Linked DNA regions of Mus musculus: region 2 is linked to region 1. A link is a loop called in an ENCODE intact Hi-C map of the cell type or tissue named here. Cell type or tissue: gastrocnemius. All regions are shown on one strand. Each heading gives the region's core, and the rest is flanking DNA. Links, peaks and the distances in the headings are about the cores only.

Evidence for each region. Peaks named below come from ENCODE experiments on the same cell type or tissue, not always from the same donor. Only the 100,000 strongest peaks of a DNase experiment are listed, where the experiment ranks them.
Region 2: a loop joins it to region 1, with 12 times the contacts of the local background. A loop is called at or near these places in 32 of 42 quality-filtered maps.

What each region holds. Positions count from the first base shown.
Region 1 is chr7:125,577,138-125,586,893 of GRCm38, forward strand. Il4ra (interleukin 4 receptor, alpha) reads left to right here. Exons shown (of 11, transcript NM_001008700.4): 11 at 1-2,337. Among named protein-coding and RNA genes, the nearest start is that of Il21r, 21 kb to the right of the region's middle. In gastrocnemius, for the core only: no CTCF peak of the experiment used is centred there; DNase peaks (open chromatin) are centred at 18, 334, 550, 1,157 and 2 more places; H3K4me3 peaks cover 758 bases; H3K27ac peaks cover 2,289 bases.
Region 2 is chr7:125,465,318-125,473,317 of GRCm38, forward strand. Nsmce1 (NSE1 homolog, SMC5-SMC6 complex component) reads right to left here. Exons shown (of 8, transcript NM_026330.4): 3 at 6,791-6,912; 4 at 6,558-6,635; 5 at 5,796-5,942; 6 at 3,712-3,828; 7 at 2,962-3,082; 8 at 2,327-2,526. The coding sequence ends at 2,447. Among named protein-coding and RNA genes, the nearest start is that of Nsmce1, 22 kb to the right of the region's middle. In gastrocnemius, for the core only: CTCF peaks have their summits at 4,815 (motif pointing right) and 6,764 (motif pointing right); DNase peaks (open chromatin) are centred at 206, 4,813, 6,774, 7,014 and 1 more place; H3K4me3 peaks cover 651 bases; H3K27ac peaks cover 1,701 bases.

The sequences.
Region 1 (9,756 bases), core at 13-8,012:
CCAGCTGGCAGGTTTCCCAGAAATCCAGAGAATGGTGAATTGAAGATGTAAACTTGGCCTGACCCTGGACGCTCGGAGCCTGGCTGTCTCCTCTTCCACTGGCCTGGGCTCTCCTCCCTCCCAAGGGATACAGGGGCTCACTGTGCTTGGTCCCACAGCAGTGCTGACGTTCCTAAGTCCTGGGCTTTCCTAGCTGATGTTGTCCTACCTACTCAGTCCCATTTTGTCCACCGAATAGACCTGTCACTCAAGGCTCTCAGCGGTCCTGCCATAGCTGCTGGACGCTCCCAGCTGGAAGCTGGGCCTAGAAACTCACAGATGGCCTGGCAGTGGCATGGGAGGCCCTAAAAATTAGTGGAAATTTTGAGAGAGGACAGGTATTGCCCCACAGAGGCCATTCATTGAACAGCCAGGACTGGGACTAGAGGCAGAGCCTGCTGTCCTCCGCTCAGTTGTAGAAAGCAACAAGGACACAAACTTGATTGCCCAAAGTCACTGCCAGTTACCCACATATGACCAGAAGCCAGGGCTCCTGGGATGTGGAAGATAAACAAACACAGTTGCCGGGTGGCAGGGCCCAGCGGGCACGATAACTGGCAGTCAAGGCGATACCTCGAGGGAACTGTGGGGCTGGTCCTGGTTGGTGGTCAGGTGGTAGGGATAGCAGATGGCAGACTTTGGTGAGTGAGTGAGTCTGACTGTGTTCTGGAAGATGGGACCGGGCTCAGCACTGTCTGCTCACGTCCCCACTGTTGCAACACCTAGTCTGTTTGCAAGGAGGACAGGACAGGTCACATGGAGCTTTATGTCAATAAAGTCTTTATCTTGTCAGGTTTCCTTTACTATACACACGCCGAGCCCACAGTGCACGAAAGCTGAAATGTGCAGGCAGGGGGTTGGGGAAGTGGGGAGACAAGGCCCCAGCAGTTGGTTTAAGGGAATGACTTGGGAATGGGGCAGAGCTGTGGCTACTCCATCTCTCATCCTTACCCTCCTGCTACCACAGCTTGTGCCCATGTGTGCCTGCTCAGGGGAGGGGTCCTCCTCTTTCCCTCTCCTTTAGGCAGAGTGCTAGAGGTGTTGGATGCTCCTTAGCACGCAGAGGGCGTGACACTGGCTGCTAAGTGTTGTTGAATGTGTCAAGGCATTGACATCAGTAGGCCCCACATCTTAGGCAGGGGATTTGGGGTGTGGCAACCTGCCAGGCCAGCAGAGAACTTGAATATGATGTTCAGAAGGAAAGACAGAGACAGGTCACTTAGGGAGGCTTGAAGGAGGCCACTTTTGAGATGAGCCCGTGGTATCTGCAAAAAAGCCTGGAAGAACTCAGAACATGCAGCAGATGGCTCATGTCTGAAGTTTGAGGCACAGGGATCTGGTGTGGTCACAGCATCAGAGAGAAGGGTCCTGGCATGATGGGGACTGGTGTGCAGTTGGATACTGGTATTCTGCCTTAGTTCTGCCTCTTGAGAGGTGGTCCAGTAGAAGCCAGCCTCAGACTTTCACATCTCAGAACAGTCTTTTCAAAGACAAGGTCTCAGTGTGGCTCAGACGGGCCTCTAGCATCACTCGGTCTCCTGAGTGCTGGGATCACAGGTGTGTGCTACTACACCCAGCTTCCCAGAGCAGTCTTACCACAGCCCCTAAGCAGGGGAGGAGAGGAAACGGAGCCATCCAAGATCTACCTCCTGTGGGCATCCCTCCTGCCTGGCTGAAGGAGAAGTCTGGGTTTAAAATCCCCATTGCTCAGATTTGTATCCTGGAGGGAAGTGACTCCCACAGGAATGAACTGACTGTCCCAGGAAATTCTTCCCGCTGTGCCTTTAGAACTTCCTCTGTAAAGTACCTCCCTTCAGCTGGTGGTGCCTGTCTTTAACAGTGGCTGACAGCCAGGGAGTTTGAGGCTAGCCTAGGCTTTGACAGTGAGATCCTGTTCAATAAACGCAGCTTCCCAGTCCGGCACTTGACCTTCAAGCTCTGACCTCTGGATTAGCCCAGGATTTCTTCACTGGTCCTCCACCTTCCACCCCCTTCCACTGCTTATACCCGCTCCCATCATTTCCAACCCAGGAAGCTGCTAAGATCTATGTGGTAGCCCTGGCTCCATTACCACCCTCTCCCCATCTCCTGGGTGACTGAGGGAACTAAGGTACAAGCCCGAGGAACTTGGGATTCCCTGCCCTGCTGTTACCTTGCCTCCTGTCTGCCATCATTAACATAGGAGGTGCCAGCCTGTGCCGTCCTGGCTCCCATACTCACTACCTAAGGCTACCTGTTGGGAATTCCAACCCTCACCAGTCCCATCTCTTCATTCTATTAAAATTACTTATCAAGCAACTTCTCTCAGAGAGACAATTATTAAATTTTCTCAGATCGTGAGCACAAATCAAAATTTTATTTCGAATTTGCAGAATAAGAATCAGGACTCATGGAGAAATGTATGTGCTAGTTATATTTCGCAACTGGTGAAAGACCCAGAGAATCAGCCTATAGGACAGACCTGTTTTGGCTCATAGTTCAGTGTATTCCTTCCACCATGGTGGGGATAGCATGGTGGCCTCAGTGGCTCTCTGCTGGGGAAAGAACTTGCACTGGGGTTTGTCCGTACCCTAGTGAAAGGAACTGGAGGTGGCCATCGCCTTCAAGGCCCACTGGTGTCACTCTTCTGCTAGAAAGGCCCAGTGTCCAAAAGGTTCCACCATGTCCTGGAACAATGTCACCACCTGGGAACCAGGTGTTCAAAACACGAGCTGTGGGTGCACATTTTATAGCCAAACCATAGGACACTGGCTCAAAGCTCAATCCGAGGAAGGAGCTTTGTAAGCAAGTGACTGTGTACAACGGCTCTGCCCCACAGAGCCGTGTGCTGAGATAGAAGCTGCCGAGACTGCTTCCTGTGCTCTCACCCTGTACCACGCACAAGTGAGTTATAAAGAAAAGAGGCTTTTTTCAGTTCATAATTCTGAGGTCAGGAGGTGGAATCTAGAGATGGCCTTGCTGATGGAGCCCTCAGGGGAGTCAGGGCACCCCATAGGAGAACATGTGTGTGTGCTCATGTATGTGTGTGGTGTGTGTGTGTGCTCATGTATATGTGTGATATGTGTATGCCTGTGTATGTATGTGGTGTGAGTGTGTGTTCATGTATGTGTGTGGTGTATGTGTGCTTGTGTGTGTGTGTGTGTATGTGCAAGCACACTCGTGTATGCATGTGGTGAGTATGTGTGTGCTCATGTATGTGTGTGGTGTGAGTGTGTGTTCATGTATGTGTGTGTGTACAAGCATGCTCATGTATGCATATGGTAAGTGTGTGTGTGCTCATGTATATGTGTGATGTGTGTGTGCTTGTATATGTGTGTGGTGTGTGTGTGTTCATGTATGTGTGTGGTGTGAGTGTGTGCTTCTATTATGTGTGGGGTTTGTGTGTGGCATGAGTATATGTGTGTGTGCTCGAGTATGTGTGTGGTGTTTGTATATGTGTGTGTTCATGTATGTGTGTATATGCATGTGTACTTGTATATGTGTGTGGTGTGAGCGTGAGTCTGGTTTCTGTGTATAGTCCTTATGATTCCAGGGCCTGCTCTAATGAGTTTACCTAACCCTGATCCCCTCCCAAAGGCCTCTCTAAATACCACAGTGACTAATTTCCTCCTCTTAATCCCTCTCCACAAGCATTCACATCCAGTCAAGTTTCCCAGGGGGACACACCAGATTCAAACCACACAGGAAATGCTTCCCAGTACTTAGCCAGGTTCCTTGGAATGCAGCTGGTTTGACTGAGGAGTTGAAATTTTCACTTAAAATGAACAATTTTATTTAAGTTTATTGGCATCTAAGCTTTGTTTCTGTGTGTTTTTGTCAACAGCCTCCACTAAGAGAGGACAGGGAAAGATCTAGAAAAATGAAAAAAGAAAGGACCCAAGGGTTGGTGTGATGTCTGTAGAGGGTTCCTGCGCGTGGCGGGCGCAGCCACCAAGGTGTTGTGAGCTGGGATTTTCCCAGCAGCCCCCGCTGTGCTGGATGCCCTGGAAGCCACGATGATGCTTTAACTTGGTGGAAGAAAACGCTGTTTGCGCTTATTCTGGTTCCGGCCTCGTGGGCTGCCGCGGAGCGCGCGTAGCCTGTTCAACTTTCCTGACATAAATTTCCCACTTAAGTCATTAAGTCAAAACCAAAAAAAAAAATCCCAGACCACAGGGCACGGTTCTGTTCACCGCGGGTGCACTGCGCGCTGTGGGTTCACAGCGCCGGTGACGTCGCGGATTTGCGGTGATACCACACTGAGCTCAAGAGACGTCAGTGTCCGTGGGACCGTGGACATGGCGTGACACCACTCTGGGGTGAAACGCGGGAAAAATGAAGGCAGGAGCAAGTGATGCCCAGCAACTCCTGTGTCCAGAGGGAGGGGAAGGGAAGGGCCGTGCCTCAGTCCCTGCTGCCCCCTGGTGGCCCGCACTGTCTCAGCACCAGCCTGCGTTCCTGGAACTCCCCAACTGCGGCCCAAGTAGGTGCAGCCCAGCTTCTGCTTGTCTCTGACAATGCTCCTGCTCTGGAGAACAGCACAGACATTCAGGATACCCTAAACCCAACTGTCTGGCACCGGGCCAGTCTGCAACTTATCTGAGCTCACATATGCATCTGTAATTGACACCTGTCTCACGAGCCCGTGGTGAGAATTAAATACATCACCACTTCAGTGAGCCCCTGGAGTGGCTCTTGCACACAAAACTCTTTAAAAGCATCTGCTAAGCTTATTCTTGATGTCCGACTGAGTGCGTCTGGGCAGTGCGGGAGTTGAGCAGTAAATTATGCTCAAGGAAAATGGCACCCTTAATCCCAAAGACAGCACAAGTCCAGGATAAAATGTGCCCCGCTGTCACCACCCTGTGTCTGCACATGTCCCCATCTCGCCATAGGCTATGTGCAGAGTGACTCTTGGCTGTTTTTCCTTTACAGTGCTGGGGTCATGAGCAGAGGTCCTCACAGCAGGCAAGAACTCCACTGCAGAACCACCCCAATCCCTCTGCCATTACATAGCACCAACTTCTCATAGGTCCAGGTCCTCTGTCCCAGCTCCTTCCATGCAGACCCAGATCCAGGCCCTCATATAGAGCACCACTCTGTAATGTTATGACTTTGTGGTCTGGGCACACATCTGTATTGCACACTGTCCTTTGTGTCTGTCCCTTGGGCCTCTGATGAGTTCTGGCTACTCTGACTTACCCTCCTTGCTACAGTTCTGCCATGATTTCCAGCTGACCACCGAGGCCCAAGTCACTCTACATGGTTTTTTGTCCTTTGCTACCATGGGACCACAGGCCACACTGACAGTCCTCCCTAATCAGGAAAAGCAGCAGGAGAAAGTCCTTTGCCGTTTTCTTTCCACTCTGCGTGTAATGTATGGTGCTTTGTCGTCCACACTGTGGTCATGAAGAGACAGTATCGAGATGGAAGATAAAGGCAAATGAGGTGCGGCAGAGAGGGAAAAGTCCTCGAACGCATCATCTAATCGTCAAACCCTGCCTCCTGAGTCTAAAGCCATGTGCTTTTGTTTAAACAGAAATTCCTTTGCAAAGGTAACCCAATCTTCAGTGTTGTAGCGGATGGAACAAGGAACTCTGAAGCTACCTTCAACTAGGCATGCCCTAGTTCCTGGAACCTGTGCACATGTTTATACTTTCAGGGAAGCAATGAATGTTACAGTCAGAATAAAAATTACAGTACCAACCCAGGGGCCTCCTTCTTCCCTGCAGCCACAGGGTGGGGAGGGGGGAGGGAAGGGGATGTGGTCCACTTCAGTCTCTTCCTCCTCCTTTGGATTTCTCCTTCCTCTTTCTTCTTTTACGCCCCCATCCTCTTCCTCTTCTTTCCCCTCTTCCTCCTCTCTTCCTTTCTCTTCTGCCACCTCTTCGCCCACTAAGTTAATTACAATCCTTTCTAAATCTGGTCCTACAGAGACAGGCACCGTGACTTGTAAATGAATGACGGATGGACTGATGTCTCCCACTGTCTCTTCTCAGTGCCCTTGTGTAAACCCCAGAGCCACCCACAGCATCTGTTGGGCATCTTCACAGCCAGTGTTCAGCCATGTCAGCAGCCCAGCTGGCACAAGGCTCATGGCACATGGACAACCACAATTATGGGCACTATGGACCCTTCCTCCTTCTCTTCCAGTGGGTCTTCTCCTCCAAGGTGGGCTGCAGTGCTGAGACTTCTGACTATGGCCACACTGCCACAGAATCGTGGAGCCCAGAACCATGGAGCCTGACACATAGTAGCTGCTCACCAAAACTGTCTTGAAGCAGAACTGGGCCTCTGGTGGAGTGAGTGCAGAACTCACCGTGGCTCTCTGGCTCTCTCTCCTTGAGCCCTCTCTCAGTTCTCCTCTGCTGATCATCCACAGGGTGGTACAGCAGCCCACAGCAGGGAGTGTGGGTTTCTGTTTCAGTTGTCTGCACTTCCCTCCGATTTATGGTAAAGATACCATTTTTCCATCTTGGGGAGATGAAGTTTCTTTTGAAAATAAAGTTAATTAAATAAAACACTCAAAACTTTTTTTTTTTTAGGCCTAGAGACTAATAACAGGAAAAGTATAACAAGGGGGTTAGGAAACAGCTCTTTGGGCAAAGTGCTTGCTAAACAAGCCAGAGAACCTGACTTCAGATCCTCAGGGCCCATGTAGAACTCCAGATGGCACCACGCACCTGTGACCCCAGTATGAGGGAAGCAGCAACAGGAAGATCCCGGGGCCACCGACAGCTGGGTTTGGAGCCAGTAAGCTCCAGGTTCAATAAGAGATCCTGCCTCCAAAGGTCAGGTGCAGAGCCATTGAAAAAGACAATATTGACCTCTGGCCTTCACAGGAATATACAGGGGCACCCACACATGTGAGTACACACAAGAACACCCATGATCGCGTGCACACACACAGGGAAAGGAGAGGGATGGAGAGAGAGCACGCACACAGATACGGCATGCAGCTGTGCACACAGGAAGCAATCCACAGCCAGGTCTCCCCACACCAAGACCCCACTCCCTCACTGCTCACCACTTCCTACTCTGTGACCTGTGAACTCTTACAGCCTTAGCTAGTGTGACCCTGCCACATTATGCAGGGTTAGACCCTGGCCTCCCTGGTGGGCCTCCCTCTGTCCAGCCTCCCCACGTCTCCAGTGGCCCCTGCTTCACAGGACCCTACCCTAGCACATCACAGTCTGTCCTCTTGATAGAGTGGCCTCCTTGGGGACCAGCTTGTAACTCCCAGTTCACAGGCTTCTGTGGGCCTGATGAAACCCCCCCCCCCCAACGCTCCTGCATGTGTCTCATGCTCAGCCAATCAGAGAATTCCCTTCTCTACCTGGTACAGTGGTAGCTTTGTACAGGGAGTCATGTGGTTAAAGTTGACCATTGAGAGCATTCCCAGAACTAGTACTGGACTTACTGGGTGCTTTCTTTGGGCTCCACAGGCTTGTAGGTGACAAACCTAGTCTTCTGACACTCCTACAACCACCACTTTCTGTTCCTATCGAAGCTCAACTGTCTATGCGAATGAAAGAAGTCCCAGAACGCAAGCCTTCTACTTTGAAGGAATTCATCCCCTTGACCCACACATGCATAAAACCAACCTTTTAAAACAAGCCAGTAAACGTACTTAATTTTATCTTGGTTCAGGGTCTTACCATGGAGCCAGGTTGTGCTGGAAGCATGCTCTTGCTCCTGCCTCCCAAATCCTGGGATTGCAGATGTGCATCAGAATTCACCTTGAAAAGCCAGTTCTGAACCCAGGGAGGTGGCTCAGTTGAGAAGGTGCTTGCTTGCTTGCCATGCGTAAGGACTGCATGATTCATTCATTTTACCCATGTAAAAATCCAGGGTGGGGGTGGGGAGTGACAGGCAGATGCGTGTGCCTATGCATGTGTCTGTGTGCACGTGCTCAATAGTTAGCCTTCCTAGCCAAATGGATGAGTTCCAGGTTCAGTAAGAGACTCTGTCAATCAATCAATCAATCAATCAATCAATCAATCAATCAAGTGGAGAATAACTGATGAAGACATCTACTATCAATCCTTGGTCTTTGACCTGTGCACACACATTTGAACACCAGCATATACCTACACATGTACACACACACACACACACACACACACACACAGAGTAGTTATGTTCTTTGTAGCCACAGGACTGATTGAAGCAGAGATTAGTCTTCTGGGGAAGGGACACAAAAGCCTCAAGTTCCCTACGTAGCCAAGGACAACCTTGAACTTGATCCTGGTGCTCCATCTCCTGAGTGCTTTGAGTATAGACAGTGTGGCCTTGGTGGGTTTATGAGGTCCTGGGGACCTACTACTACCTGTAGTAGTTTGGAGACAAAAAGGCTATTTGGCTTATACCTCCACATCACAGTTCATCACCAAGGGAAGCCAGGGCAGGAACTCAGGGCAGGAATCTGGAGGCAGGAACTGAAGCCAAAGTCATGGAGGAGACTCTTCCTGGCTTGCTCCTCATGGCTTGCTTAGACTGCTTTCTCTTTCAACTCAGAACCACCCACCCAGGGGTGGTACCACCTACAGTGGGCTGAGCTCTCCCACATCAACCACTAATCAAGAACTTGCTACACAACATACCTATAGGGCAGCCTGATGGAGGTGATTCCTCAGCTGAGGGTCCGTCTTCCCAAGTAATTCCTGTCACATTAACAAAACAAACAAACAAACAAAGAAACAACCCAGAGCCTCATGAAATTATCATTCATTAAGATTGAATTCATGTAACAGAAAATGTACCATTTTAACCATTAAAAATATAGATTCCAGGGTGGTCACATGGCTCAGTCAGTAAAGTGCTGACTGAAGGGGTCTGAAGACCTGAGGTCTTGTCCCCTACACCCATGCAAAAATATCTGGATACAGTGGCAGGCCCCTTTAACCCAGCTCTGGGGATGCAGAGACAGGGGGCTTCCTGGTACTCACTTGGCCGGCCAGTTTAATTGAACTGGGAAGCTCCGGGTTCAGTGGATATAAGGTGGAGAGGGACAAAGAAAACATCAACATTAACCTTAGGCTTCCACATGCACACACGCGCGCACACACACACACACACACACACACACACACACACGCACGCACACATGCACGTGCACACAGACACATGCATAGGCACACGCATGCACACACATACATGCACACACACACACATGCACGTGCACACAGACACATGCATAGGCACACGCATGCACACACATACATGCACACATACACACACACATGCACGTGCACACAGACACATGCATAGGCACACACACGCATGCATGCATGCATGCACACACACACGCACGCACACACATGCACACGCACACATGCACACGCGCTTGCACACATGCATGCACACACAATGCACGCATGCATACGCACGCATATACACACACGCATGCACACATGCATGCACACACACGCATGCACACATGCATACGCACGCATGTACACACACGCATGCACACACACGCATGCACACACACGCATGCACACACGTGCATGCACACACGCATGCACACGCATGCATGCACACACACACATGCACGTGCACACAGACACATGCATAGTCACACACATGCACACACACGCATGCACACGCACGCATGCACACACACACGCCATCTAGCAGGATTTAGTATACTTACCCTGAACTTCCCATCGCTGTAGAACTCTGGGACAACTCCTCCTCGGCAGCTCCTCCAGATGCACCACTGCCCACCCACACCCA
Region 2 (8,000 bases), core at 1-8,000, 110 kb before region 1:
GCACTGGCACACTCTGCTAGGTGTATCAGCTATGTGGCTCCGGCTTCCTGCAGTGGCCTGGACACTTTACAGCATCACCTGTGACAACCGACAGGTCCATGCTCTCCTGGGTCACTGCTGAGCAGCAGAAGGCCATCATCAGGGGGAGGCAGGAGGATGAAAGGTCTCTACCTATGGGCAGGTCCCAAGGTGGCTGGAACCTGCCTGCAGGACTCCCCTCTTACTCTGGAGTGTGAATTCTCAAGCTGGCTTGGAAACACAGTGCCAACAGGCCCTTCAAAGCCAAGAAAAGAGCAAGTGTGAAGATCCACCAGCCCGTCACTCAGCACACAGGGCTGCTCACACTGTGGCCCTGGGCCAGACACTGGAGACAGGGCACCCAGCTGCATGGGCTTCTTGTTCTCCTGGTGTTGGACACACCGTGGAGTAGGTATCAGCAAGACCAAAATATGACAAATAAGACCAGGTGTGCATGCAACATGCACGGTGACAGGACAGGGCAACAAGGAGGGCTGGGGACATCCTGGGTAGCAGACATGAAGGATAAAATGATGAGGGACAGAACAGGACTTCAGACTGGCATTAGGACCCACTCACAACAGCAGAGACAGCAGCCTGTCCTGGTTGGGTTCTTGTTTGGTTGGACTTTTATGGTGTCAACTTGACACAAGCTAGTCATCTGGGAAGAACAACCTCAGCTGAGAAAAATGTCTCCATCAGACTGCCCTAGAGGCAAGTCTGTGGGGCCGGTTTTTGATTACTGATTGATGTAGGAAGGCCCAGCCCATTGTCCCAACCCTGGGCAGGTGCTCCTGGGTTGTATAGGAAAGCAGGCTGAGCAAGCCAGTTAGCAGCACTCCTCCATGGCCTCTGCTTCAGTGTCTGCCTCCAGTTCTCTCCTACCTTTGAGTTCCTGCACTTCGGATGGGCTGAAAGCTGTAATAAGAAGGAAGTCTCTCCTTCCCAGACCCCCTTTGATCACGGTATTTACCACATCAATAGGAGTGAAGTAGGACAAGGCCCAAGAGGGACAACCAGGCCCAGGAAAGGAAGAACAGTGCAGCTGGAGCGGTACTGGCTGTCAGTGAAGCCAGCCAAGTAGTCTCAGATGCCACAGGTAGACAAAGGCCTGCAAGTGGGAAGGTTGTGAGCCGGAGAGGCAGAAGGGGCCTGGTCCAGTCAATGATTCCCACCCAGTGGCACCAGAGGGACCAGAAGGCAAGACAGACTGTAAAGGACAGAGTGTAGTTGATGAACATCAAACTAAGATCTGGAAAGGTGAGGACCTTGGGTGGGGAGTGTCAGTCCTGTGGGATGCTTACACTGACTAGTTGGTACCATGATAAGAGAATGGGTAGAGGCATGGAGACAGGTGGCAGGAAGGCTGCTATCTCCAGAGCTCCTTGGTCACCCTCAGGGATGGCCTGAGCTGTACCACTGTGACACAGGATAAGCAGGCAGCTAGCCATCCCAAAGCAGGGACTGCAGAGCCACCTTGCCCAGTGTAGTCCTGAGGGCAGGGCTTGAGAGACTGCCCCTGAGCTTCACCTTGAAGGCTGTGAGGATGCAGAGGATCCTGGGACCAGGGACTCAAACACTCCCAACCCAGAGCCCCCAACTCCAAGCCCTGGCTATTCTAGACCTGTTCTGCTTTCCTGCCGGAGTTCAACAGAGGTTAAAAAGTGGGGTGACCTGGTGACATCATCGGAACCACCAGCCTAAGCCTCCAGAAGGAATGCTAGCATGTCCCTCCTCATTTGAGCCAGTATGAGTCCTGACATATTGGGGTGAGTAGAAGCAGGCAGGGAACCACAGTGCAGCAAGTAGTGATCAAGGAAGTTCAACGGGCACTGTGGTTGTGAGCCCAGGGACCAAAGAGGAGGAGCTGAGGAAGGAAGGAAGGCTGAGGTGAGCAGGTGAGAACCCTCACCATGAGTCCTAACTCAATGCAACCATCTGAAATCAAACCAAGGTCTCGGCGGCAGGGTACGGCATTTGACTGTCCAGGGGACTGAGGCCAGGAGCAGAGCAGCTGCGGCAGCTGGGAATGAGAGGTGGGATCCAGTCTGGCCAGCAGTCGTGAGGCCAAATGGACAGGGTTTGAGGACAGCCTGATCTAGTCCAGCCCAGCCTGCAGGGGTCTACTGCACTTGGGGCCAGAGTAAGGGCCTATTGTAGCTGTGGACACTAAGGTTAATATCATGGGCCAAAACTGCAACGAAGCAATGGCACCCAGAGCCAGCCAAAGAGACATCTGCCCAGGGCTGCCGTTCAGGCCAGTCCACTCAACTCAGCAAGGGGAACCCAACCTCACACAAGCCCTGGATTACAGAGCACAGCGCCATCAGGAAACATTTACTAAAAACGTGTTAAGAACAAATAACAAAGGAGGCACGGCAGTCCTAAATGGACTGTGAGGGTCAGCCCAGAACGATGCAGGACACAGCTAGTGCTGCCGGGTCCGTAAGGACTTTCTGCTCGACTTGGAGATGCCAGCTTCCCTCTCCTTCTCAGGGTTGTAGACTTCTGTGTATAGAACAGCACAGAGACACACAATGAGCAGCAGGACCAATGGCCTGATCACACAGTACAGTACAGCAGCTACATCTACAGCTGTTTCCCATGAGGACATGTCACTGTTAACCCTCCTCCCACAGCACCGTGAGCCAGGCAGCATGGCTCACTGAGGGAGCTGGGGAGTGGCTTTCCCATCCCTGTCCCTGGGTGGCTATAAGGACAGCCTTGTTTGGCTCTCACAAACCTTGGGGTCTATTGGATTTTAGAGCCCTGTAGGATAAGGCAGTGTTCACCTGTGCTTCAGCAGGTCACTAACGATGATCTTCATGCTCAGAGACCTCCTCATGCCTCGGGTGCTCTTGGGGCCCAGACTTAGAACAGAGGTCCCACAGACAGCCCATCACAAGGTCACCCCATCCCATAAGCACTCTGGAGGCCACGTACCTGGTATATCGTGGGGCCAGTAGTCATTACAGTGGGGGCAGTGTGGTTCAGGGATGGACTGGAAGTATTTGGCCACACAAGGCAAATGCATCCTAATTCCACACGTCTCACAACTTTGACCCTGAAACAAGAAAGCCTGATGACCATGGACAAGCACATCTCTCAACTTCACAAACCTTCAGAAAGCTGCAAGAAAATGGCTAGCAGGCTGGAGGGTTTAACCTTCTAGGCCCCAACTTAATGCTGGCAATAAACCCAAGCCCCTGACCAGAGAGTCCCTGGTGGGAGATAGAGGCATACAGTTTTGTAGTAGGCCAAGTAGCAACATGTATCGCACACTTTACGATCAAGAGAAGCATGTTATAAGCCAGAGAATCTGAACATAGAAATACCATGGGCCCCATGGATACACATATAGAAGATCAGTATGGAGCCTGGTTGTCCAAGATAATCAAAAAGAAGCAAACTCAGGCATCCAGCCAGACTGAGTCGTAGGGGACCCTGCAAAGCAGAACAGCAGAATGGTGGGGACAGAAAAACCTGCCACAGAGCTACCAAGGCTTAAGGTATCAGCCAGCACCTAACAGTACCCTGGGATACGGCTGAGTGGCCAGGGAGAGAGCTAGGGAGTGCAGCAGCAGGAGTATAGCATGGCCTGTCCTAAAGCTGCTATATCCTGAAGTATATAGTAACAGTAGAGGTCCAGTGGGCTGAGCATCAGGACCCCACTCCCACTGCTGCCTGCAGTACCTGGATGAGGAGGCCGTGGCAGATGTTGCACATCTTCACAGAATCTGGGTAGCTCTCTCGGATGAACTGCTCCATCTCCAAGATAGCCCGGCCATGCAAGGTGAACTCTCCCTCCTTCTGCAGAGATACAACACACTCACGCTAGCTCAGTGCTGACTCTCCGGGTCCCACAGCCCAGAGTGCAGGAGGACTAGGTCTAGATACTCTAGTCACTGCACACTGTCACCAATCCCAGCCAACCAATGTCAGCAAAGTCCCCTTAGCCAAATCTCCAGAAAGGGAAACTAAATGTCAGACAATGGAGGCGAAGGTCTTCTTACCCTCCAGATCTCAGAACCTCCCCTGCCTTCACAGATATGATGACCCCATCTTCACAGCCACCCTACAAGCTAGTCACAGTTGGTGTCGTCAGCAAGAGAAGACAGAGGCCAGGGAGGAGAGCAATATCCCAATGGGTAACCCAAGATAACCCCAGCCGGGTGCCCACTTCCCAGCCCTTTACCACCAGTGTTGCCCCATCACTGCCAGCCCTGCCTGCCACTTTACAAATGAAGCTGGAAGAGCCAGCGTGGAGGCTCAGTGATCCTGGGCATGTGACGTGGACAGAGGGAAGCTGACAGGACGGCCACACACAAAGGTGGCCCTGTAATAGAAGGAGGCTGAGGAGACAGTCCAACAAGATAGTCCCCCTGATACTGTTGTCTTCCACACTGGAGTTCCCTCCCCACCCACCAGTGGGGAAGGATGCTTGTGGAAGACAGGCTTCCTTTCCAAGGCAGAAGTGGCAGGGTGGAAACAGAGCATTTATGAGGCGGCCTGGTGACTAAAGAAGTGAGTGAAATTAGTTCCAGGAGCAAGAGTGGGCAGTGGGCAAGGAGTTCAGAAATAGAAAGGCTGTTGTACACAGAGCACAAGAATCCTGAGCAGTGGTTATTGCTAGGCAGACAGGGACGTGGGGCCTCCTCAGATGTGGCAGGAGCATGGCTAACTTGCAAGCTAGTCTCAGTTCTGTGGGAACCTGTCAAAGATCCCGGGTCCATACTAGTGGCCAGCTTCCTGAACCTCCTTCTCCTGCTCTTGAGGCTGCATGCCACTAGAGGGAGCCAACCTGAACTACGAGGAAAGGTGGGCCAAGCTCTGATGCCTGACTTACCACCCTCCAGTCCAGAGCCTCCTAGTGGACCATCCAGCTGCATAATACCTAAGCCCTTGAGCAATGAAACCTTGTGGGAAGCCTTAGCAAAGGGAGGCTGCATTTCTGAGGCCAAAGATGCCTCTAAAACCGAGTCCCTCGGATCAAGGAACCAGATGCCTAGGAAGGCTTGGCAGGGACCAGCCAGCAACCCGGTCAACAATCCTTCAGTGGGGCCCCTACAGAACTCACAGCAGCCCTGCCCAGAAAGTGGAGGAGCCCAGAGGTGCTCTCCCAACCGCGACCCCTACTGCCTGAGCCTGTGCCTTCCTTCACCAGATACATGGTGAACGAGAACTCAAGGGATACCCAGTGACAGGACTGAGAAGATTGAGGGGCTGATGGGTGGCAAGGTGGAGGGCCTCCATGCTCCCCTCCACAACAGCTCACAGATTTTTTTCAGGACTCCCATTAAACCCTTGCAGCCAAAAAAAAAAAAAAAAAAAGCTGAGCAGTGGTGGCACACACCTTTAATCCCAGCATTCTTTGGGAGGCAGAGGCAGGCAGAATTCTTAGTTCGAGGCCAGCCCGGTCTACAGAGTAAGTTCCAGAACAGCCAGGGCTACACAGAGAAACCCTGCCTTGAAAAAAAAACAAAACAAAACAAACAAACAACAAAAAAGAAAACGCTTGCAGCAGCTCCAAGCTGTCTACAGAAGGGACAGCCAGCAACTTCATTCTGAAAGGCATCTGATAAGCCTTCCATTGATTCCAGCCTCTTCCACTTGTGGCTGCAGCACTTAAGACAGACCATGTGAAAGTCAGGGAACACAGGCTCTCCTCTCAGAGGTCATGGAAAGCTTACAATAGAGAAGGGCCCACAGACAGGCCGGGCTCAACTGCTAGCACACAGACTGTGCACTCCTGAGTGAACGGGGAGGCCCCAGGGTACCTCAATCAACCACTTGCTCTGCACAAACTTCTGCAGCACCTGCTCGGCCTCCTTCTTCCTCATCTTTTTCCCTTTGAGTTGATCAACTAGGTTCAAAATGTTTGTAGAAGAAGCAAAGCCAGTTTCTGAGTCAACGATCAGTTCCAGCTGCAAGAGAAAGAGGTGCCTTATTCATCTATTTGAATAACAAACTCGACACCTAAGCCTCCAGCCAGCCCTGGTAGGAGAAGCTGCATGGACCCACACCAGGCACATCCCTACGACAGGTGCTAGGTATCCAATGTGCACACAGGTTGTGGCCCTTGTCCTAGCTTTATTCTCCACACACTGTAGACAGCCTAGGAGCACCACAAAATGGTTAAACTAGAAAGTCTACCTGCCTCGATGGGCCCAGTCAAGCTGAAACTGGAGAGGGGCGCTCCTTTCCCACCTTCCCCAGAGCTGCTATGTGCTCCCAGGACTCAGAACGTCTTAGCCAGGTGTGTGGCACATGGGCTGAGCACACTGCTACAAAGCTTGGACAAACCGTCCAGTGAGCGCCTCATTAAAGTGCAGGGCTGGGTTTGGAGCATTCTGGGCCAGGGACTGGGACCCATGCACTCCCACGAGTTCTCAGGTGCTCTGTTTGACAGGTAGCTTAAGGCCTGTCACTCCCTGTGAGACCCAGGAAGCTGGGAAGCATGACAGTGGCCTCCACAATTGCCGTTTCTATTTCCTCCCGTTAGAAACGCTGCATATGGTAGCAATGAGTACTGTACTCACAGCCTTTCTAAACAGATCCAGCTCGTTCTCTGCAAAATCCGTAGCCATTTTGGAAACTGAAGTTGTAGCAAGATTCACCTAAAAATAAACCACATAAGGATCAGGCCACGTGTCCACCACAAAGCTGATCACTTTCTCACCCCTCTCTCAGAAGCATGGGTCCCGCACGAGCCACTGCAGAGCCCTCTGAGCCAGTTTCTCAAAATGCCACTAGAGGGCGCTGCCTCGCATACCAGTGCATAAATGGGTCTCCCATCATCTTCCGTGACTCCTTTCTTTATCTCAATATACAGAGACTCCAGGACACTGTTGATGTTGTTGATGAAGTCCTCCAGCTTATCTACAGTCGCATTTCCTGGAAATAAGCAGGCAGGGATGGGAGTGGATTCGTCGAAAAAGCACACACAGCCTGTTTCAATCTCTGGCCCCTGACCACACTAGCAGCCCCAACAGAAATGTTTTGGCTTTCTTGGGCCAATGCCAATATTGTGGTTTCTTTCTTCCCGGAGTGCTCAAAGATAAGCTGAGACAGATGGTGTAGTGAGGCAGAAAGGCGGACAAGATTGTTATCTCAGACCACTGAGACAGTAGCCTTCCTTCCTCTTCCCCAAGGCTTCATGCTGCACCAGTGGCCCTCCACAGCTCCCTCCTCCTAGAAAGCTAGCCAGGACACATCTGAAGGCCTTGGGCCAGCCCAGGCCTGAGCCACAACAGGGTAAGTGAGGCACTCACAGCAGAAGAGGCCCTGTTCTAAGCATAATCCAAGCAGCTATTGCCCAAGTGTCCTCCCACTGGCCCTTCTCGGGCCCTGGCAGCTCTGAGCACAGGCAGAGACGGTGTGAACTGTGGGAGCCTGGCTCTAGCGGAAGCTCCTGCTATGCCACCATCAGGAGGCCACCAGCCATCAGGAGGCCACCAACAGGGACCTTTTTGAGAGCCATGAGTCTGAGGAGGGGAAAAGGTCCAGAAGCAGGGGGCTTGGGTGAACAGATACTAACAGCTGGTGAGAAAGACCAGGAAAGGATGCAAAGGGAGAGGGCATGTGTTACACATCCCAGCTTGGAGAGTCAGCCCCTCTGTCGGCTACAGAACCTGCTCTAACACAGTGAAGGCATACGGCCAGCTTCATACACTAGAATTACCGATCTGCAGTGTGATACTTTCAAGACCAGAGTATACCTGTTTTCACTTATTAAAATAATGTCAAAGGATTTATACTTTAGAGTTACTTTGGGAAGCCCAGCAGTGGTAGCTCACGCCTTTTAACGCCAGCACTCGGGAGGCACAGGTAGGCCTCAGAGTTTAACAGGCAGCCTGGTCTGCAGACTGAGTTTAGGGACAGCCAGGGCGACACAGAGAAACCCTGTCATGAAAAAAAACAAAACAAAACAAAAAAAAAACAAGCAAAAAAAAATTTTAAATAAAGAAAAAAAAACAAAAAAC